Linked DNA regions of Mus musculus: all the other regions are linked to region 1. Evidence: chromatin loops called from intact Hi-C (ENCODE). Cell type or tissue: heart. All regions are shown on one strand.

Region 1 (8,000 bases):
AATTACTCATTTGCTACATTACATACCAGAAAGTGAGTTAGAACACTCTATCAAGCCAGGCCTTTGGACAGACCACAACTTTGGGTGCCTTCCACCTTGGAAAAAAAGTCAGAATAGTCTGGTAACAGAATGAAAAAGATTAGTGACTTGTGATATTTTTAGGATATATTTATGTTATCTTTGTTCTGCTTTTTTTGGCTTTAAAGTATAGAATATAATCTTCAAGTAGGGTTTTGAGTGAGTTCCTGAGGAAATCCACAAATGAAAAACAGGTCAGACCTTGGCTGAGTGGTTCCAGATCTGAAGAACATGAGAAAGAGTTTCCTCAACATGACAAGCTAAAGAAGACATTCACCCTATCAGTTGTCTCAACGTGTATATGAAGCGCTGCTCACAGTACAGAAATGAATGCATCCTTAGGACAAAGAGCAAGCTAACCCAAGTGAATCAAATAAGTAATCCAAGAGGGGTGGCCAAAAAAAAAAAAAAAAAAAAAAAAAGACTCAGTTCCTTTGCGTGTGCTCATTTGCATTTTCCTGAGATTCTTTGCTCTGTTTGTGATTTATGAGGTCTTTACAGGAGCACAAGACTTGGCTGAGCAGATCACAGTTCACCGCCACCACACATGCAGAAGTTCAGAAGTTTGCAGCAGAAACCCTCTCACACCGAACTGCCTCATTTGTAGCAAGCTCGATTCTTAGGGGTTTAATCCAGTAAAGTACTTCTCTCTCTGTCTCTCTCTCTTCCCCCAACCCCGATTCCAGAGTGGAAGGGTCTGTTTTGTCCACCTGCACTTCGTTAGAGAGAAGCTTGCTCAGAGGCAACACCACAAGAGCCCACAGTGACATAACTTCATCCAGAGGCTGGCGTGATTGGGCTGGTCCCCCCCCCCCACCCCCCACGCTCCTCAGCTCTTGTATCACTGAGACTCTGGCAGCCAGTCCCACCCTGACAGAGTTCACAGCATATGTTAGTGGATTCTTGTTCACAGTGTGCCTGTTTAAGAAATTAACGGAAACAGTGTCAAGAGAGTAAGGTAAGTGCTTTTTTTTTTTTTTTTTTTCTTACTATACCCCAGGGGATGCTGAGTCTTGGGGACAGTGTTTAATTTTAACAGGAACAGGAAAAAAAAAGATCTAGAGGAATTTTGCCAATTTGCTATTCAATGACAGTTTTGAACATTTATTTTCACATTTTACCTATTATACTTTCCATCACTATTGGATTAATTTCACTCTGTATGCCAGACTGATTGGCAAGGGAAATTTAAAACGTTCCAAGGTTGCAATGAAAAAAAAAAAAAAAGTTAGACACTCAAAAACGTACAGAAATTAAAATGTTATCTATGCTAATTAGCTACATATTGTTATAATGTTGAAATCTAGTATTGAGACAGAAAAAGGCCACTACCACCAGCAGCAGTCAAGGGGTTTTGCAATAAAATATGTTGTTACAGGTCGCAATAAACATTCTGGGTTATAAAATGTTAGCAGGAGGACTCAGTTACTTGTGTGGATCACTTCTCCGTGTTTTGCTCATTTTAAAGATCTGTGGTTTTGGATATACACCTTAAGGTACATGTTTTTAAAAGTTTCTGGGAAACAATTTACATTTTTGCAGAAAAGCATTTCTTTCATGACCAGAGGTATTTAAAAAAGTAGGGGCCGAATGTATGACTTACCCTCACAGAGGAGGCATTGTATGTTCACAAGGTTGCTTTGATTTCAGACTGTTAAGTTTTACTTTGCCAAAACTGTGGAATAAATTTTTGTTAGTATGCATATTCCATTTAAAAAGTCAAAACTTAAATGAATCAACAGATTCATTTATGTGATTATGTACTGTTACTGTGTTCCTAGTGCTAGGCAGGGCAAATCCTAACTATTCAATTAAAAATTCCCATCAGAATCATGGGCAAGGGCATAATTTATTAGCATTGTGACTGTATCTGAGGTTAGAATTTCAAGTGTATCTTTCATAAAATCTTTTTCAATGTTTCTTTTCCTGAAGTCTGTCATGATTCTAAGCTAAAGCAAAGCATATATATTTAAAATGCATGGTCTCCCAACTTCTACTTCCTCCAAATTACCTGATGCAAATGCTTGTCTCATATTATTTGCATGAAATATCATGCAATGCAGGGTGTAATTGAATGTGGATTCTCTTCATGTTGTTTCACTCACAGGAACATGGGCTTTCTTACAATGCATTCTGTGATTCCCAACTCTTAAGTTCTAGCCTTCTTTTATGCAAATGGCTAGCTTTTCTCTGAATTTCGAATCATTGTTGAATCTCATCTTAGAAATATGTTATGTGAAAATAACTACCAGGAAATTTTTTGAACTTACACTCTCAGCACACATTTCATGAAGCCAACATCACTATTATTTTATTTTTGTTTTGTCTTTTATTCCCTGCCTTCTCCTGCCTCCACTTTCTGAAGGCACTAAAATCTGCATTAGCAAATCATGTTACCTTACAGTTGGCACAAAGAAGATGAACTCATGATTTAAAATGGAGAAGGACTTAGCTTTTAAAGTTGGAGAGAAGGTTATTTTCGTATAATTGGTATCCTTTTTGGTTTGGATATAAAAGCCAACACTGTCTGACGTTTCCCTGTTGGGTAAATATTTGTTCTTCTAAAATTAATTTACTAAATACTAGCTTCAGATACAGCTTCCAATGGATTTTAAAGCAGGGGATGTTAAGCTGCAAATAATGTAAACATCCATCTAAGAATTCAACCCCCTTTCCCCAGAATCCACAACAATAACAAGGCCCCTTGAAAGGAATGCGCTTATTGCCTCTTCTACCTCACAAGCAGCAAGAGCAGTTTGCCTCAGGGCAAAACCACAGATTGCCCCTGCACCCACTTAGGATCTCTCTAATGAGACATTTTAATGATGTTGATGGCAGAATATACGGAGGAATTTCCTGTTGTCTTCTAAGTGTCCTTTCTTCTGGATTAGGGGATATTCTTAAATAGGGTTTCTCACATTGTGTGAGATGGTGCCACCAGGAAATACCCTGACTGATATATCGATTAAGGAAGTATCAGAAGACAGGGCCTAAAAATTTGGAAGCCAGACCACAAGGGGGCGCATGCGTACACACCTGAAACCTGTTTCCACCCAAAGGTGTGAACAACACGCCCCCCCCCCCCCCCACACACACACACCCTCCCCTTCCCGGCAGCCTTCTCCTTATACTTAAATAGAAAGTTTCAAAGGGCAGTGAAGACACTATTTTGGAGGCACTGAAAATGAAATGAAAAAAAAAAAACGCACTTTGTTAATGAATTTAATGAAAATTGAACTTTTTTTCCCCTTGAAATTATATTATGCTGTAATGATTCGTTTTTCCACTTTATGTAGGTCACAGAGGACTTGCTGAAAATGAATGTATGTGCGTTCTCTCTTGCCTTGGCATTAGTCGGTAGTGTCAGTGGCCAATACTACGATTATGACATCCCTCTCTTCATGTATGGGCAAATATCACCCAACTGTGCACCAGAATGTAACTGCCCCCACAGCTACCCAACTGCCATGTACTGTGATGACCTCAAGTTGAAGAGTGTGCCAATGGTTCCTCCTGGCATCAAGTACCTTTACCTGAGGAATAACCAAATCGACCATATTGATGAGAAGGCCTTTGAGAACGTCACAGACCTGCAGTGGCTCATTCTTGACCACAACCTTCTAGAAAACTCCAAGATCAAAGGAAAGGTTTTCTCTAAGCTGAAACAACTGAAGAAACTGCATATAAACTACAACAACCTGACCGAGTCCGTCGGTCCACTTCCAAAGTCCCTGCAAGACCTACAGCTGACCAATAATAAAATCAGCAAGCTCGGCTCCTTCGACGGGCTGGTCAACTTGACCTTCATTTATCTTCAACACAACCAGCTCAAAGAGGATGCTGTCTCGGCTTCTCTGAAAGGTCTCAAATCACTAGAGTACCTGGATTTGAGCTTCAATCAGATGAGCAAGCTGCCTGCTGGTCTACCTACATCTCTTCTAACTCTCTACCTAGACAATAATAAGATCAGCAACATTCCGGATGAGTACTTCAAGCGCTTCACTGGGCTGCAATACCTGCGTTTATCTCACAATGAACTGGCTGATAGTGGGGTACCTGGAAACTCGTTTAATATATCATCCTTGCTCGAGCTTGATCTCTCCTATAATAAGCTTAAGAGTATACCAACAGTTAATGAAAATCTTGAAAATTATTACCTGGAGGTCAATGAACTTGAAAGTAAGTATAAAGATGCCCCCCCCCCCGTGTTAGAATTATTTAAAGTATACATTAAACTTTACTTATATACTTAAAGTTTGTATCAAACACTTTGAGAGTTAAAATACTTAGGTTTCACAATGTAATAAGAACGAATTAAAAGAACAACAAAATCCAAACATGGAATTCTATCTCAGTCATACACGGAATTGTTCCTAGCCTTTCCTTAGAGTGTCGAGACCAAGAGCTACTAAAGCCATAAAATTGTTCATTTAATCTATTAGTATTATTTGAGGCTAACTGACAGTGATGTCTCTCTTAATATTTTTCAGTTATTGCTTAGTTTGTTCCTTGCGTAGAATTGTGTGCTGCCTTTTACTAAGTGGCATGATCCAGTAGAGGAAAGGAAGAAAACCTTCAGAAGGCATGCGTGCAGTAAGAACAGGCTACCAAGCATCCTACCACTTGCCTGACTCAGAGCAAACACATATGGCCCTATCTTCCCTAACATCTGGAGGTTCACTATATGACCCTATTAACATGGCCAGCACCACCACTCTTTTTCTGACACAGTGTATGTGGTCCTCAAACAAATTCATGAGGAAAGGTGTTGAAAAAGGTTTTAAGTATCTATTTATTTAAAAGATATCCTTATAGAGCCCTTAGCTTTTGTACAGCCCTTCACTTCACCCACGTCACACATGGTTCTTTTCATGTGCTGATGTATTTTATTTTGATTTATCTCCATGATGGATCTGGACTTGATCTGCTCTTTGAAGGCTTCCATCCTCTTCAGCTTCAGTTCAGAAGATATGAAAACAGGCAGGAAATGACACCATTCAATCACAACCTTACCATTTAATAGAGTTTAGCACAGAAATGTGTCAGTTCACCAATGTGTGAAAATTTCAGGTGGAAAACATAATTTTACATATAAAGCAGTCATTGTCTATTCAAATTGAACTTGTTTATCTAATGAAAAGTTCACCTCCCTTGCCAAGATAAAAATATTGCTATCAGAAAAAAATGAAGTAGGACATTGTGACAACATTGAAATGTTTCTTTAATTTCATGTATCTCCTAGGTTACACATTTTCATGAAGGAGAATGTGATTGCCTATATAAACACCATTTTTTCAATTTCATTTTGAAATGGATTTTTAAATCCATGAAAGCAAGGTTTGGGACAGTTTGACTGTTACAAGTCACAGAGTTCAGACTAGCACAATTCTACTGGCACAACTGTTTATAGTGTAAAGTTTAATATGTGATAGTTCATATTCTTTAATTTTTCTAAGTAATGATTTCATTTATTATTTGCAATTATCTCAGCCTAAATCAGGTTCTCAACATTGAACATTACATGTAAAAATGAACTTAAGGTCATGTAAAGGCGCAACATTTTGTACCTATGGAAAACTGGTTCTCAAACTCTTTTGGATCCCAAACTCTACTGATGTTCAAGTCCTGTATATAGATGCTATAATAGTTCCATATGTCCGTATGTATGTCATCTCCTGTACACGAAATCTTCTATAGACAAATTATGCTGTTCAGCAAAATTGAGATGATGCTATCTACAAAGTTATATGCTATTATGTTCAGGGACAAAAGCAATAAAAATGTTTACAGTACTTATATATGCAAATTTAAAAACTATTTTTAACCCGTGGCTCATCACATCTGCAAATGAAGAACCATCGCCCCCTCCCCCCCGAAAATTACAGGGCTTCAATATACAACCCCAGACAGTCATTCCTATTCCAGATCTATGACTAAGAATTAATTTAAGTCAATCTTAATCTTCTTCAGATGAAGTGAATTAAGTATGGGAAAAAGGTTAAAAAGATATCAATTATGGAGGACATTCAGTGTGTTGATATAGTGTAATGTGCTTTGAACAACTGAATAATTTTTGTAACTCACTGAAAGCAATACATTACATCAGACAGAGGGGGCAGTTGAGAGCTCCAAATGCCCAAGCTAAGCACCAGAGATAGCCTGCAACCTAAAGTCCTCTTCCTTCTTTACATCATACCTTCTCAGAGACGAGTATTATAGGAAGACCAAGAAGTTACATTGAAAATGCTGTTCAAATACGCATAAGAGACTAGAGAGCAAAGTGCTTGAGTTTTATTTGTTATTGCTTACTAGGGTTTGAGAATAAAACAAAATAACAATCTGAGGACAAGACAAGCATAAGGTCAAACTTACCTGTGTGAACATAGATAGTTCTAGTAATAATCTTGGTTTCTATTTAAAGACTAGATGAGTTCTTGCTTGTGGCATCGTCTCAACCATCAAAGTAATACTGGCTACACATTGCATGATTTAGTTTGTGCCTTGTTTGAATCTCTGCCATATTGTGTGGTTGATGGAAAATTCTTTAGTGATTGATTAACCAAGTCTATCATTTTCAGTGGGGGGGGGGGGTACAAGGGTGAGTTTTTCACTGATGAGAACATTCAAACAATTCATATTTTTTTCAGGTCAGACTAAACATTTCATATTAGTTGAGTGCTGTTCTAAACCTTATTATCAAAATTAAATAAATTCTTTTTTTGATACATTTTATTTAATTCACCCTAGTGTTTACTAAATACTGTGATGCCACTTTAGTAGCCTGAAATATAAGCTCAGTGGTTTTTATTTTAAAAATACAAAAAAAAAAAAAAAACACACAGTAAAGATGACTTTCTACATGTGACAGACTATCTGCTAAAAAAATCATTCACGGGTTATTTTTCAAAATGGTAATTTCAATATAGCACAAGGAAAGTTGACTGGACTTTTCTATTCTTCTATTTGCAGAGTTTGATGTGAAGAGCTTCTGTAAGATCCTGGGACCACTGTCTTACTCCAAGATCAAGCATCTGCGCTTGGATGGCAATCCTCTCACTCAGAGCAGTCTGCCTCCTGACATGTATGAGTGTCTACGTGTAGCAAATGAAATCACCGTTAACTAACATCCTCTCATTCCAATACATTGAAGTATGTTCTGGAGCAGAACTTCATGGTTGGGAATGTGGGGGATGTTTTAAAGTTTTCACAATATCCTTCTCGTTGCTGGTGGTATTACTTCATGGATTTTAATTAATGAAGGAAATGTTTTATGAACATTTACCACATTTAAATAAAAGATGAAAAGCAGGCCTTTTTCATCCTGAGAACAGAAATACAAAACCCGTTAAACTTAAGTCTTTATTTGTAAATTTAATGTTTTCTACAGCTCTATGTTCAGATGGTATGAAAGCCTTTTTACTGATTGCATGGAAATCAGCCAAGTTTTTTATGGTTCCCAGATTTTACATTAATGATTTCAAAAACATGAAACAAATATACATGGATGTTTGTTATCCTAATCCAAATTATCTTGACATGTCAAGTCTGTTTTGCAGACATTTATACTCTGCATTTTGAAGCCAGTAATTTGCAAGATACCAAAGAAAATTAATGAAGTTGCATCCACTTACAGAAATGTAGTTCGCAGTAAGCATTTGCACGGTTACTTAGTGAAACTTTTCTTGAGTCATTTTCCTCTGTCATGTGTATGTTCCTTTTTGATTGTTTGCATGTTATGATTAATAGTTGATAGCAAAATAAAACAATGAAGCTGGCATCTTGGTGTTCATTTTTGTGAGAACTGTATGTCTCATAAAACACATAAAAGAGAGCAATCATATTCCAAGAGGGGGCCAGCTTGCCATATCTTACTTGTGTGGTCATAGAGCTTCCCACAGTTTGTCTAGTTCTAGCATCCACCT
Region 2 (8,000 bases), 190 kb before region 1:
GGGGCTGCAAACCCCTTCAGTTCTTTGGGTACTTTCTCTAGCTCCTTCATTGGGACCCTGTGCTCTGTCCAATGGATGACTATGAGCATCCACTTCTATATTTGCCAGGCACTGGCTGAGCCTCTCAGGAGACAGCTATATCAGGATTTGCTCAGCAAAATATAGCTGGCATTTGCAATAGTGTCTGGGTTTGGTGGTTTGGGTTTGGTATAGGATCCCCAGTTGGGGCAGTGTCTGGAAGGTCTTCCTTCAGTCTCTGCTCCGAACTTTGTCTCTGTAACTCCTTCCATGGGTATTTTGTTCCCCCTTCTAAGAAGGATCAAAGTATCCACACTTTGGTCTTCCTTCTTCTTGAGTTTCATGTGTTTTGCAAATTGTATCTTGTGTATTCTGAGCTTCGGAGCTAATATCCAATTATCAGTGAGTGCTTATCATGTTTGTTCTTTTGTGATTTGGGTTACCTTACTCAGGATATCTTCCAGATCCATCCATTTGTCTAAGAATTTCATAAATTCACTGTTTTTAATAGCTGTGTAGTACTCTATTGTGTAAATGTACCACATTTTCTGTATCCATTCTTTAAACCACTAAAAGCAACCAGCAGCATCCTGGATTCTCAGGATTGGAGGTGCTCAGTGATTGCTCATTCTTGTTCTTCATGCCTCATCTAGGTTTTAACTAAACACATAATCCTTATCTAACAAGGATTCACTGGAATTAGCATATCAGAAAAGTACATTTATTCCTTGATTAAAAGAATCCATTTTATTGTCTGCATTCTGGAAGGTTCCTCTTGTAGTCCTGAGTGTTCTCCCCCCTTCCTTTCTCGCCCTCTCTCTTCTCCCTCATTCCTTCTCTCTCTCTGTCTCTCTCCATGTGAGTGCATGCATGCATGTGTGTGTGTGTGTGTGTGTGTGTGTGTGTGTGTGTGTGTGTGTGCGTGCATAGTTGATTTTTCTCTCTGTGTATCTGTCTGGAGGTCTAGAGAGGTTATTTTAAGACCCAACCATTTTCCTTGCCCTAAGTGAATAAACAAATAAAAATTAACAAACAATGGCAAAGAAAGAAAAAGCCATGAGTGGGCTTCAGCCATCCTGGACATATTCTACAAACACTAAAATCTTCCTGTCTTTGTTCACATCCGCTCATGCGTCTGCCTCATGCGAACAGCGTGGTGGTACCTAGGTGCACATGCCTCAGGTGAATGTGGAAACCCAAGGTAGAGAGAGTCTCTTCACCCATAGGAATAGACCAGATATAGGAAAGCTAATTAATAAAATAATACATGATCATCTTTTGGATTTTCAAAGCTCAGTCAAAAATTTAAAATTAGGGGTTGTTTTATAGGTTGTTTGAAGCTACGAAATATACTTTGTGAAAATATATTTTAAGTTAGACCTTAAAGTCTCTTCCTTTATTTAATTTTCATGATTCGAGAGTTGTGCGTTTATACTATTGCTTTGATTTCCAGATCCCAACAGATGCCTCAAAAAGACAGCAACTAAAAAAGCATAAAACTGCATACCCCAAAGTGCCCATTATTCAGCCCTGAGCCTGCCAAGTTGTCAAGTGATATTATAGTTACACTCTTTAAAACACTCAAAACACAAAGCGGGATAAATGCAAAATGCTGAATTTTATAGATTTTGTCTGTTCCAAAGGGACTGTCCAACAGAAAGTCCGATAGTACGTCCAATTATTACAGCACATATGCTATGTGGCATTTATAAGTTATTTTGAGGGTTTTGGAAAGGGAGAGCTGTGCGTGACAACCACAGCAGTGCAGGCTGTGGAATTTAACTCCATCTTTCTCATCCTCCTGTTGGTAGAGCGAGAAACGCAGGATGCTACTTCAGCAATCATTGCCTCAATTATTTAAATTTGCTAAATTCACCGTGTGGCGAAGGTCATGAAACCCTTATTAGTCCGTGCAGGACAGCAGCAATGTTTTGTTAAAACCAGTGGAGTTTACAAGGCAGCGTTCCTGCTATGCTTTCAAATCTCTATGATTGTCTCATAACCAATTTAAAAAAAATGACGATATGGTATGTGGTATAACTTGAATTGAAAACCAATGACCATTTGCCTCTTTCATATGTAGCTGGTTACATGAACACAGGTGCCAGGGGAATGAACTCAGAGAATCATGGGTGCCATTCATTGTAGAATCCTCCAGGCCTCGAGTCTAACACCTAAAAGGTTTTTGACAGTGTGAAGTAGCTTAGTGGATGGCATTAAACGAAACTAGCTGTTTAATAATTGTATCTTCAATCTACCAACCCAGTGGAAATTACATCTATGCCAGACTTATGGATGTTTACGTACAGCTTGGAATCCAATCTAGGTAGCTCCCCAACTCCATTCCTGAAGCACTTTAAAGGTCACTCATAGTTTCCATTTTGGTGCAGAATTTTTGCTTTATTGATACTGTAACAGTGGAAGGTATGTCTTCATGCCTTAAAGATGTTCACATATATTATCCAGCAATTTGGTTTATCTCTCTACTAAACTTTATGAAAAATTTCATTCTGCCTCACATGCCCAAACCAGCTCAGCAGGACCACTCATTCCTGATTCTGGTTAAAAATAAGCAAGGCTCTTTTTCTTGAGCGAAATAAAAGAATATACATCTCTATTTTCCCCTATATATTGAAACAGCACAGTTCTTGAAGTTAAGGGCTATGCTTATCAAACATTTCTTCTAAGTATTAAGTGGAATTAAATTATATTATCGAAATATCTGTATTCAGGTCCAAGCCTAAAAGAAAATCATGATGTTAAGAGGTGGCTTAGGATTATGCTATTTTGATATGTCAAACAGAATGTGTTACAAGATCTGATGCAGTTAGCACAATTTCTAAAATCTGGACTCCCTGTTATTTACTAAGACTTTACTTGCAATTTTAGAGGTATTTTCGTTTAAATATCTATGGGATATAACTTTAAAACAGTATACTAAGATTGAAATTATTATTATCACTCTCATTTAAGAGTCAGTTAACTTTCTCTAGCTTCTCCACTGGGGGCCCTTTGTTCCATCCTATAGATGACTGTGACCATCCACTTCTGTATTTGCCAGGCACTGGCATAGCTTCACACGAGACAGCTATATCAGGGTCCTTTCAGCAAAATCTTGCTAGCAAATGCAATAGTGTCTGGGTATATGCAAATTGTATCTTGGGTATTCTAAATTTCTGGGCTAATATCTACTTATCAGTGAGTGCATATCAAGTGACTTCTTTTGTGATTGGGTTACCTCACTAAGGATGATATCCTCCAGATACATCCATTTGCCCAAGAATTTCACAAATTCATTGTTTTTAATAGCTGAGTAGTACTCCATTGTGTAAATGTACCACATTTTCAAGGAGCTGAAGGGATCTGCAACCCTATAGGTGGAACAATAATATGAACTAGCCAGTATCCCCAGAGCTCCTGTCTCTAGCTGCATATGTAGCAGAAAATGGCCTAGTCGGCCATCATTGGGAAGGGAGGCCCCTTGCAAACTTTATATGCCCTAGTACAGGGGAATGCCAGGGCCAAGAAGTGGGAGTGGGTGGGTAGGGGAGCAAGGCGGGGGTAGGGTATAGGGAACTTTCGGGATAGCATTTGAAATGTAAATAAAGAAAATATCTAATTTTAAAAAGGCAAAAAAAAAAAAAGAAGAAGAAGAAGAAGAAGAAAAGAAAAACAAAACAAACAAACAAAAGCCAGTTAACAGACATTAAAGTTGAGCTCTTGGGTGCTATTCCCATGTTGTCCAGTAGGTGGGGCTTGTGTACTCTTCATCTTTACCAGGGAGCAGAGAACCGGGGGAGCCAGAGGGACCAGAGTTTCCAGAATTGTTTCTTCTTTAACTCTAGTTGGTTACTGGCCACACCAGTAATCTGCATTTTTGCAAATGCAGCTACTTGTGCTCAACAAGCTCCTAGGATACAAATAAATCTGATTTTGTGATTTAGATTGGTTTTAACATTGCAGTTTATTAAGTTTACAACGATCTTTCCTCCATTTAGATCTTTGGAAAATGTTTTTTTCTTTTTCTTTTTTTAAAAGGTTATGTTGATCTATTTGCAGTTATCCTTTGAATTAAAGTGTGTAAGCCACATATATACACGTCTAGACTCTTATAAACACATCTTCCAGACAATCCAAATCCAGAAGAATAAAATTTTCAATCAGGAGATTATTTAAAATGCAACCAAACAGAAGAAGCAAGAGGAGAGCAAGCTGGAAAGATTCACACGAGACAAGAAATAACAGAGGAGTCCTAAAAGCAAATATATACATCCTCCCATCCAGTGTGTAAATCTAACAGCTTCCTTGTATAAAGGAGGCAACAAAGTCCCAGAAAGCTGAAGGCGTGAATGCAGTCGGACAGGACCCAACACCCACTCCCTCCTCTCGTGAGACTGTGCAGGATTTACCAAAGAGATGCACTAGATCTGAGCCTGAGGAAGCACAACTTTAATTTTGACAATTGAAATTTCCTTATAATGATTCTTCCTTGGGCACATGCTAATATTAGCCACAATATGCTCTCAGAATCCCAGCAAGAAATGTGATCATTTGTTCAGCGTGTAAATTAAAGACCTACGCTACTTAACAGAGTACCCTTTAATCATGGGACCATTGAGTTGAACTCAACATCAAATTACGTTACATAAAATTATGAGTTGATTTCTGTTGCATTTTTTTTAGCTTAATTAAAGTGGTTAGGAGCTCCATATAATCCCAGAGTATAGATTGGTTTGTGCTGACTTTTTGATTTCTTTAGACTTTTGCTAAGGAGCTACCATACAAGCCATGCCTGGCATACATCAATAATCTTTGCAATTCCAGTTATTAGAATTTCCTTATGTAAAGAAAGAATAATATTTGTAGCTGCCATATTGAATAGGGCACATGTGGGTAGTCATTTATTTCTTTAATTTACTTTTACCATATAATTTACCTTTTAGTCTTTTCTTTTTTAGATTATAGTATTTTTTAGATTATAGACATCATGTCTTCCGCTCTTTCCTTCCACTGATCTGATCCTTCCCACATCAACTTCATTGCTCTTGTTCAAATTTTCATTGTTGTTACATGCATATATGTACACATAGTATATTCATACATATTCATAAATATAAGCAGTTTAGTCTGTATGTTACTCATGTATGTTTTCAGGCTTGACTCTTTGGTATTGGATAGCTAAGTGATATGCTCCTGCAGGAGAAATATTATTTCTCTCTCTCATCACTCCTTATGTGGCTGTCGTTCTTTGTGTATGGTTATAGTTCTGTGGGCTTTCTCCACCTATGTTGGCATGTCTGTTGTTCTTGTTCAGCTTCATGTTTCAGCATTCATACTAGTGAGACTTTATTGGTGTAGCCTTTGACACTTCCAGGAGACACAATCTCTCATGAATCTCCTGTGTCCCTTAATGGTCCTTCAAATCCCATCTTCCAGAATCTTCCCGGATCCCAAAGTGAGGGAGCGTTTTGTAAATGGATCCACTGGGACTGGGATCAAAAGCACAGTGCCAGACATAAAAAGCCCTGTTTTGAGTTGTTGGTCAGGGATGTCCAAGAGATCCCAGAACATACAGCCTCTTGCTATTGTCCTTGGTTGCCCACACAGAGGCAGAAGTTAAGTCCCTATTGCTGGAGACAGACACCATGCTTTTCAGAAACAGACCCTGGAGGCCCTTGAGCTGGATTTGATGGAGAGCCTTCCTAAGGACTTGCTTTTATGGTACCAGAAGGTGCTATGCATGCCTTTGCTACCACTGTGGATAGCCTGTTGTAGATAACTAACTGTGGAGGTCATAGAGAGAAGGGGACACAAAGTCACCTTCACGCATGACATTCAAGTCACCAAGTGCATTTCTTTCCTAGTTTACTTAGATTCAGAGGCAAACTTCCAAGTATCTATGAACAACGTTCAAGTGACTGTCACTTTATGCGCTTCTGCATCCCTGCCCTTGCATCGCTGACCACTCAATTTTATGTTAATTTTCCCATTGAGTGTCTGATGCACATCAGCCATTGAAATAGGCAGCTCTAAAGCTGAAGAACTGCATAACAACGAGTAATCTGGCTGGGCCAAGCACACATTTCCAGAGGAGCCCAGTCAACAAATGTAACACACTCCGTAAACCATTTGAGAGGAAGAGCAAGGGTGATTGGCACAATTGTGTCATTAAGACAAGGAAGCTAAGTCCAGGACACTAAATGATTTGTCCAAAATAATAAAGACAACATTTCAAAATGTTTCCTCAGACTGAAATCCATGCTTTTGACTTCAAGTATTTTGTATTTTCTCCCTCTGGTACCAATCCCAGAGTAGAGATTGGTTTATGCTGACTTCTTGATTTCTTTAGACTTTTGCTAAGGAGCTACCATACAAGCCATGCCTGGCATACATCAATAGTTTTTGCAATTCCAGTTATTAGAATTTTCTTATGTAAAGAAAGAATAATATTTGTCGTGAATGTAAACTTGTTTGAATCCTTGAGTTAAGTACAGAAGGCCTCTGTATGGATCTGATCTGCACTTGACGTGTTATCCATGCTTGAGCCCTTGGGTGTTCATAGATCATGAATCAGGCTTACACATGCATTCCTCGGCATAGAAGTGGGATCATCCTGTTTATGGGAAATCAGTGCAGGATCGCTGGCATCAATCTTCTGGTTGCGATACTCCTGCCTTTCTGAATAGAAGCCTGATTCATTTAGCCATCCTTAACTCTAAATGTTATCCTAACTCTAAATCTTATAGATAACTCTGTTTATAACAGCCACAGCTGTTATCAGCACTTGATTAACCAACACTGTGAGGAGGTTCAGATACCATGTCTACTTTACAGTCTTTTGGTCCCAAATGGTTCTAAAGGGAGGTGATGTGATATTTGCTTTCATAAAACAAGGCTAAGTGAAGGTCCCAGTGATGGGACAGTGTTTTCTTATCCCAGCCATCAAATTCACCAGACAGGTCTTCAGTTTTGAGAACTTTGTCTAGGTCTTCATGGATCACTGCCTACTCCCAGAATCCTTTGCACTTCCCCACAAGCATCTGCCAACACTATCCAGATCAAAAGAAATGGATAAGCAGCTCCCCACACACACTTTCTGGACAACAGAAAGGGTCTTGCTTTTTTTATTCACCAGTTTATCAACTTTAATTTGTACAACCTTCCTCTATGTGTCTGTAGCTCACCAATTGCTCCTTCAAGGCCCCTTTCCTACTATTTAAGAGTTCATTTGAAATATCACATTCCTACTTGACAGAAGTCTGTTAATTCTCTGAATGGTGTATAATAATCAATGCAAGGACAGTGAAAAATTGCACAGGAGAACCTCAGCTGTATGAGGGGCAGAAGGCTTCTCACATAGGGCTCTGATGCTCCCATTTGAACGTCTGATAGAAAAACAATTAGAAACGAAATGCCAATTGCTGCCATTCTGTCCCCCTGCCCTCTTAAGAATCTCTTATGAGAAGTGTGTACCCAGGAACTTTGCTTTGCCTTAAATTGTCTGTCAGAGTAAGAATCAAAGTAAGTTTTTGGCAGAGGCTGCCATAAGTGGAGATGTTGGAAAACAAGAAAACTTCTACTCAATAGTGAAATTTACCGTTTTCTTGTGGGTTTCTATGACTCCTTCATTAGACATTTAGAGTTGGACACTTTGTGAAAAACATTTCGTAACAGCTTTAAAAATAAAAAATAAAAAGAAGAGGGGAAAACCTATCTGTTCAGCTGGATAGTGTATCCATAACACAGCCAGGTATCCTTGCCCACATGATAGATATCTCCATAGTCTAGAATAGCCTGAAGCTAGTCTTGAACATTCTGAAAGCGGTATGCACAATGGAAGTGGCATCTAATTTCATCTGGAAGCATCAGTGTTTGCTCTGGCTTAGACATCTGCTCAGAGTGAAGGGAGACAGGAGGGAGGGGGGGTCTCCAGAACAAGCCTCCAACCCGCACATCTCTATCCTCCCTCTCAAAGCCACAAA
Region 3 (8,000 bases), 87 kb before region 1:
TCTCTGGGAGCTGCCTTGTGCTTTGGGTCTTACTTAGCTTCATGGGCAGGGAGAGGTCACTGGTTCTCAATTTTTATATTTTCAAAACAGGAGGAGCAACTCTTCTTGGCTAGTTCAATTGTAAACTATATAACACACCAGAAAATAATGGAAAGTAATATTTATGGCGCACTTATACTGAAAGTAAGTTGAAATAAATTTGTTCTATACATTGTCTGCTTTCAAGCTCCATCTAAGACTAACCACTGAGTTACGTTTTCTATGTATTCCACAGGTGCAGAGACTGAAGCTTGGGGAGGTTAGGGGAGTTGCTTTAATTCCTAAACCTGTCATCAAAGGGAAGAACCCAGATATGAACTTTAAACCTAACAGCCCCACCAGTAAAAATTCAAACTAATTTATATGCATCTTTTGTTTCCTCTTGCCAACTTTATTCTACTTTTCTTTCCTATTTCTTTGCTTTCATCTCCTGTCTTATTCTACATTAGGCAATGACTGCTGCCACAATTTGTCCTGACTCACTAGAGTGAAGTTCAGTGTTGCTAAGAAACAAATCATCGATTAAGAAAGACAATGACTATAGTAACTGTGTTAGAGGGACTATGTGTGTTTTCTGGGAGTGAGGCAATGAGCAAGGAGTTATCGCATGTCAGAAGAAACTTATAAATACAAGCAACATTCAGAGGAGAAAGTCAATTAGTGCCAGAAGAAAGGGCATGTTCCTTACACCAATGTCAGCGAACACTTGGACTCAACAGAATCACTCAGCATGCTTCGACTCTGCAAGAATGGAGTGTGTGGAGGGAGAGGTTAAAAGACAGGCAGTTAGACTTGGGAAAGAAGTCAAAATAAGTCTAGCTACATCCTCCCCCTCCCTCAGATTCCCTCTCAAGAATTTAATTCCTTCCAGCTCCATAAAAATAAAAAAATATTTCCTGTCAAAGCATGCACTTAGGTGGGTAAAGGAAGGATAGGGGGAATCTCCTCCTTTTTCATAGATGGTGGCTTCAAGTCCCCACCTGATCAGAGCCTGGAGGCCTGAGCAGAAAAATGCGAGTCAGAACCTGGGAAGGCAAACAGAGCAACCCACAGCATCCAGAGATGGAATTATAAAATCTCCAAAAACTTTCTTCACTGCCTGAATAAACATGTTACTCAATTTGCACTTTCTTCTCCTCCCCCTGCCTATTTACTGAAATTTAAAAAGAGCCACAGAAAGTCCTAATTACATAAGGGACCCATCTATAAAAATTATTATTTTTTTCTTTACTTACAAACTAAATCTTATTGTAATCAGTGTCTAGTTTCTATGTGTTTTATTCAACAACAGCAGCAAAGAATAGACAGTAAGGAAGTTTTTGAAGCCGTAGGTAATGAAAATAATAAACAACATATTTTCCAGATTAAATTCTGGCTTTGTCCCAGAACACCATAGAAATGCATTCAAAATGCACAGAGAACTCCAGAGCACTTGAACTTCAGAGCCCAGGAGTAATTCTATGGAAGTCTAATTAGTCTTCTCTGCAGACCACATTTAAAAAAGCTTTAGGATTAATGCCATTCCATTTTCCAGACCCACACATCTCCAAAGCAAGGGGGAAAAAAGTCATTTCAGAAGGATAATAAATACTACTTACAAACAAGACTGGAAAGGGTGGAGACTGGAATGGGGTTGGGGGTGGGGAGACAAATTCTTCAGTTACAATCTTTTAGAAAAAAAAAAAAAAGACAAATTTCAAATCAAGTTGCTCCACTAGACTACAAAAGCAGTTTGGAATGCTGGGCGGATGCAAAGGGATAAAGCAAATGTGGAGGGGGAGGGAGAAGGGGGCCGATAAAGTTTCTGGCTACAATACAAGAGACGTATCATTACCATATGATCTAATGTGGGTGTCAGCTGGATGCGCTCACGCAGTGAAACCTTAGTTCTTAACTGTGCTATGGAGTAGAAGCAGGAGGTTTTCAACCCAGTGACAGTCACAGGGCAGCACCACCCCCTCCTCCTTCTTTCCACACCTGCAAACCCTTTTGCCTGGGCTGCATAGTTAGTGTTAATTACATCGCAGCTTTGAGGGCTCCTGTGGCAAATACCCGGATTAAAAGGTATGGCTTTCAATAATTGTCCTGAACTCTGCTACAGGCTAATAAAGCTTCTGTCAAGTGGAGGGCAGAAGAAAATATCTGGTGAGAAAAAGGAACGAGAAGGAAGCTGTGCTAAACTTTTAGTAATCTTTAGACAACGTTAGAAATGAATTGCTTGAAAACAGAAGTTAAGTACTCGGTAAAACAAACAAACAAAAAGGCAAAACTGTTTGAATGCATTGGTTTTGTGCTCTTGCTTCTGTTCTTGCAAATATGCTTATTAAAAACTTGTAACCTAACACCATGACTTGTCTATATTGGTAGTTTTGTGTTTGTACTGATGAAATGCTTTGCTCTTTATAAACTGTCAGCAGAAAAGCATTCGTAACTAGCATATTGCTTGTGCCTAAATTAGGTATTTAAGGGTTTCTTCTCGTGCTGTGTTCTTGCATACTTCACAATCTTTAAAACATCAGCAAGACAAGTCTCTGGCTGTAGAAATATAATGCCTACTTCTGCAACACCAGAAATGAATAGGAATTATTACCAGAAAGGTGAAAAGGAACACAGGAAATATTTATGATGTTAAAGATCTGAGATAATACAGCTGCAGAGCTCTTTGGTTATAAATGTTTCTGTCAATATTTTCGATGCAAATTAACCTTTCTTATGAGGTGCATTCACTATGAGGTGAGGGTGGGGGTTGATTCTCATTTTAACTTAAAGCAGAGTAAGCAGAGGACCACTGGTTACGTGTGCCCCAGTGTGTGACTCCAGTGATCTCTGTGCCTGTGGCTTTTTCTTCCTGCAGCTGCTTATTTTAGCAGACCTCTCCAAAAGAAACATAGGTTTTATTGTAGTTCTTGTTTGTGGACAAATGTATTTTTATTGCTTGTATTTTAATTATTCCTATTGTTACTGAAGTTTTAAATTCACCTTAAAATGAGGGATTTACAGATTCACTTCATACATACGTGTTAAGTTTTAACTCTGAAACACCTAACAACAGTATAAGTATGTTTATACAAAAGTTAACCTGGATGAAATAGCTAAGTAAATAAAGAAAGATTGTTTTGGGGCCAGACAGATTACTTTTGGTGAGACATTTCGGAACTTAAACAACTCTTTTTAGTGGAAAAATGGCTTTACAAATATTTGAGAGGAACAGTTTCTACAAGATATAGTGTTGCTTCAGTCACAACCTGTTCGTTTGTAAATTGTTTTTTGTTGTTCTAGTTGCCATTTATAACAAAAGGAAAAAAAAACAAACAAACAAAAAAACAAAACAAACAAACAAAAAAAAAAACACTGAAGAAATGTTGAGGACCAGTGACTCTTAAGATTTCTCTTAAGTTAATTGCTCTAAACACGCTGGATCTTTGAGTAGTATAAAAAATATTTTAAAAGAAATTTCATGGGAGAACTGGAAGAAAATTTATAAGCATTTTTTTAGGATAACAGAGTTCAAAAACATGCATATATGCATGCACACTTGCACATATACACACATACACACATGAGAGAGAAAGAGAGAGAGAGAGGGTATTAATGAAGTGGTATGCAGTCTGGCTGTATCAGGCTTTAGTCTAAAGGAAGATTGAGCAGAGAATTTGTCCTATTTTAACAAGGTAAACACATATAAAGAAAGATGGTGTTCCTCAGAGCCTGGGCTCAACATTTCCTTTTTAGGGTTGATAGGGAAGTCACCAGGCATGTCTGCTTTGGAGCGTAGATGACAAAGAGACATCTCCAGAAATGCTCCTTATTCTTATTAAATCTGAGATTACGTTGTTTCATTTCTTTTCTTCTCCTAAAATTACAAGGCATTAAATATGCAAGTCCAGCAAACTTGTGGTAAACCATAAACATTCTATTTTAATGTGAAGCAGTCTTCTCCTTTACTGCAATCCAAATAAACATCCCTAAACAATAACCTCCCTTTAAGAGCAGCTGAGTGGGATTGGGTTACTAGAGGACACTTGCCCTTGAACTTGGGGAGGTTGGATGAATCACAATCTTTATGATTTTTTTTTAAATTGAGAAATCACAATTATGTATGGAGTATTCTGTTTTAGACATACTGCAGTATTAGATGTAAATTAAAAATGAATGTGTGGAGTTTTTTTTTTTTTTAACTTGTGTGTGTGTGTATTTCCTAGTGTTTTTGGAAAAAGCTTCAAGGCTATACATTCTGTGTATTGTTATATGGAAACATAGTAGCGAGTAAATCCAACATATTTGCAGAGATGCAGCTCTTCTTGAGATCACGAGTCTGAAAGTGATGCCTTCAATGGTTGAGGATGACTTCTAAGAGCTGAAGAGGGATCTTAAGCCATGTCCGTTCAAAAAATAGGTGGCTTGATCTCTTTTGATTGTTCATTTTGAGTTATCTTTAATTAATATCCAAATAACTAGAAATTTGCTGTGAATATACAATTTGGGCTCTAAGACATCAGACTTGTTTGGTTTCTTGGAGCCAGCAGAATGCACTGTGTTATTAATAAACTGATGGTAGCTGAGTCACTTGTGTTCAAAATATTGTGCAAGGCATGGGTGAAGAACAAGGAATACTAAGGCACGCCCTGAGGGAGAACATCCACTAATGTTGGGGTAAACACAGAAAGCCCATTATAACATGATAAGTTCATTAAAAGAGGTCAGAATATCGTGCTTCAGATCACAGAAGCGGTAACGAGCAGCACCCTGCTCAGAGGAGAAGTGAGGGGAGACAGGGGCAGGAGACCCAGAATCTCACGTAACCTTTAAACTTCTTCAGAAGGTAGGTAATCAAAATGGCAAAGCTGTCTAAGTGTGGGGGGTTGAAGTAAAGAAAATGTCTGGGTTGAAGTGGGAGAGAGAAAATGCAGAGAATTGTATCTTTAAGTACCAATTGATACCAAATAATGTCTGGCTTCTCAACCAACTTAGGAACCATGGTTATCATTGACAGGTCAGAAGATGTCAAAAAATTGTGTCAGTAGATCTGTACAGAAGAACCTTAAATTTTATACGATGGCTTGGGCAGCAACATGGTGGAAGATGATTTGAAATAATAGAAATATTTAGAGCAGAAACAAGTTGGAGTCTTTTACAACAATTTTATGGGGTGGTAGATGAGACCAAAGGAAACACAGGAGGATCTGGAGATGAATAGGGCTTAAGGAGATGTCTCTGGAAGAAGTTGGAGATTTCTTACTACAAAGGCACAGTTTTATTTGACTGTCATATGACAGCACTGAGCCAACATGGTAATACAACCATGATTTCTTATTCAAGGACACCCTGACAGTGATCTGGCATATCGTCTTAATCCATACCCCAAGATGAGACACACTATTTCATACTGTTTGAATTGCTACTGGCAAGGAAATGGTTTACTTATGTCTGTAATCACCTTTACCTCCTTTTAAAGACCTTTTGCTGAATGCTTGACTTCTTCATGGCAAATGTTATTTTCTATACTTTTTCTCTGTGCTCTCACTCTGCTATGATATATTATGTATCAAATTGCACATAAATCAAGTGGCATCCTTGCTCAGAAACCCTTCTCTTTGTTTCCCTGGTCCCCAGGTCGTGAAAATACATGAGATAATCATGAAGGCAACTCTCATCTTCTTCCTTCTGGCACAAGTCTCTTGGGCTGGACCATTTGAACAGAGAGGCTTATTTGACTTCATGCTAGAAGATGAGGCTTCTGGCATAATCCCTTATGACCCTGACAATCCCCTGATATCTATGTGCCCCTACCGATGCCAGTGTCATCTTCGAGTGGTGCAGTGTTCTGATCTGGGTAAGTGTGTCTGGCCAAAGGTATGCCTCTTCTTCATGGAACTGAGTTCTCTTGAGTGCTTGGCCCTTTGAGGTCTCATCTCTGCAATTCCAGAAGTAAGAGACACACCCCCTAAAGAGGAGTAGGGCAAATAGTCAAGGAGAAAAAGAATTAACTTTGAGGCTAGGACACTTTAGGCTTTCCACGCTACACTGCCCCACCTCTCACCCTTTTCAATCAGGTCTACAAAGGTTTGTAGTGAATCACTTTAAAAAAAAACTTAATGACTTGAATAGATCCCCTTTTTGCAAAGTAAAATGTCTACCAATACATCATCTATATTGTGTTTCCAGGGGGATGTTTATTCTTTCCCATTTTCATTTTTGTTTCTTTTTCTAAATTTTTGATTTGGTTTCCTAAAGTGTTAGATACTATGAAAACTTGGAAAGTCCCTTTACTCTTTACAGGTTCCAGGCAACAGAGATTAAACGTGACTAACTTGCAAAATGCATAGTTATCAGAAGCAAAATGAGATGGATTGTGCAACAAAAAATTATCTTCAAGATGCACAGGCATTCCCTGCATTCTCTGGTCTGGGTTCCCATGTAGCTTTGGCAGCCGATTATGGTCTTTAGAACTATTCAACAGGAATATTTATAACTAAAGCACAATGTAAATATCTGATATAATCTCATGTTCTGAAACTTCAGCTCAATACACTAAAGAGAGCTGGCTTATCTGTTTGAAAGTAAAAATTGGCCTGGAATTCCAAAAGCCACATGATTAGAAGATAAATCTTCAGAAAGTTTGGAGGCCCAGCAGTTGAGCCAAAGGTTAATGCATTGGCTTCCCATGGCAGCTGCTTTCCCTTCTTCTCTTTACTTGTCTATTTTCTTATCGCAAAAAAAAAAAAAAAAAAAAAAAAAAAAAAACCATGATCACAGGACTAGTGTTTTTGCTGTGTGTCTTGCTTATAGAAGAAATACCACAGCATAAGAAGGTGCTTCACAGAGAAGCCCCATAGTTATTCAGGGCAATTTGCTAGGCATATTTTGCAGAAAAATGATCAGTAATATTAACCAGGGAAATATGCTCTACAGAGGAGCACAGACAAACGTAGAAGTAAACTGTTCAGCATCAACAACCAAGAAACACTTATCTTACTTTTCAATGTTGACACTTTAAAACTTCAGTGAGGGTATACACGGAGGCTTTCAGGAGGCTAGAGGTAGTTTCTCTGGTTGCTCAGTGATCTGGTAAGTATATTCTTCCCTATGATGGGTCAGTGGCACTCCAGATGTAGGAATATACATTATTATCTGTTTCCTTAGAACTACCATTTTCATAGGTTTTAATGAGACAAAACAGATGCAATGTTCAAACTTTTGTCAGTATTGACTATATTGTATTTAATATAAGTAATTTTCTATTTAAATGCTTGACTGTGTGTTTTCCTCTATGGCTGAAGTTCTCAACCTTCCAAACACTGTGACCCTTTAATATAGTTCCTCATGTTGTTTATGGTGACCCCACAGTGATAAAATTATTTCTTGTTGCCAATTTGTAACTGTAATTTTGCTACTCTTATGAATTGTAATGTAAATACTTCTAGAGGTAGAAGGTTGTTAAAGGAGTTGGGACCCAGAGGTTGAGAGCCACTGCTCTAAGGGTTATTTGTGCCAGTGTTAAACCACAATGATTCTTAAACATATTTTCAATGAGAGTAAATGAAAAATGAGAAGCTGGAGCTCAGCCATTTGTTTATAAGGAGATGTGAAAGCTTCTGGAAGATTCCCCGGGACGTTTGGCTCCAGTTATCTCCACTGTAGCATCATTTCCTGGTTATCTAGAGCACAGAGGGCTGAGAAAGTACACATGAATTTGCCAAGTACTTCTGCATGTTTTGTTAAAATTTAGTTTGAGGTTTAAACCAGAATTCAGTGTGAGACCCATAGTTCCATTCTATCTTTATCAGATAAAGAACTATTTTGGAAAACTGATCAGCAAATGTAGTCTTTATCAAATTATGGAGTCCAGTTGTTACCAAAAGGAAAGGACAACTCATTCCTTTTATATTTGCTATTAACGGATATGTGATTTTATATACATTGCATATATTACATGTAGCATGAAATATTTTGATACATAT

The links. Hi-C counts contacts between places; a loop is a spot of excess contacts. Peaks named below come from ENCODE experiments on the same cell type or tissue, not always from the same donor. Only the 100,000 strongest peaks of a DNase experiment are listed, where the experiment ranks them.
Region 2: it touches region 1 in a loop (2.4-fold over the local background); 3 of 42 quality-filtered maps call a loop at or near these places.
Region 3: it touches region 1 in a loop (4-fold over the local background); 3 of 42 quality-filtered maps call a loop at or near these places.

Annotation. Positions count from the first base shown.
Region 1 is chr10:97,564,850-97,572,849 of GRCm38, forward strand. Lum (lumican) reads left to right here and starts at 652. Exons shown (of 3, transcript NM_008524.2): 1 at 652-1,036; 2 at 3,375-4,257; 3 at 7,048-7,854. The coding sequence starts at 3,396. The coding sequence ends at 7,202. In heart, CTCF peaks have their summits at 3,066 (motif pointing right) and 6,213; a DNase peak (open chromatin) is centred at 902; H3K27ac peaks cover 385 bases.
Region 2 is chr10:97,372,226-97,380,225 of GRCm38, forward strand. No RefSeq gene overlaps it. Among named protein-coding and RNA genes, the nearest start is that of Mir3966, 47 kb to the right of the region's middle. In heart, a CTCF peak has its summit at 3,758; no DNase peak of the experiment used is centred here.
Region 3 is chr10:97,477,687-97,485,686 of GRCm38, forward strand. Dcn (decorin) reads left to right here and starts at 1,814. Exons shown (of 8, transcript NM_001190451.2): 1 at 1,814-2,103; 2 at 5,653-5,872. The coding sequence starts at 5,677. In heart, no CTCF peak of the experiment used is centred here; DNase peaks (open chromatin) are centred at 1,875, 4,715 and 7,665; H3K4me3 peaks cover 970 bases.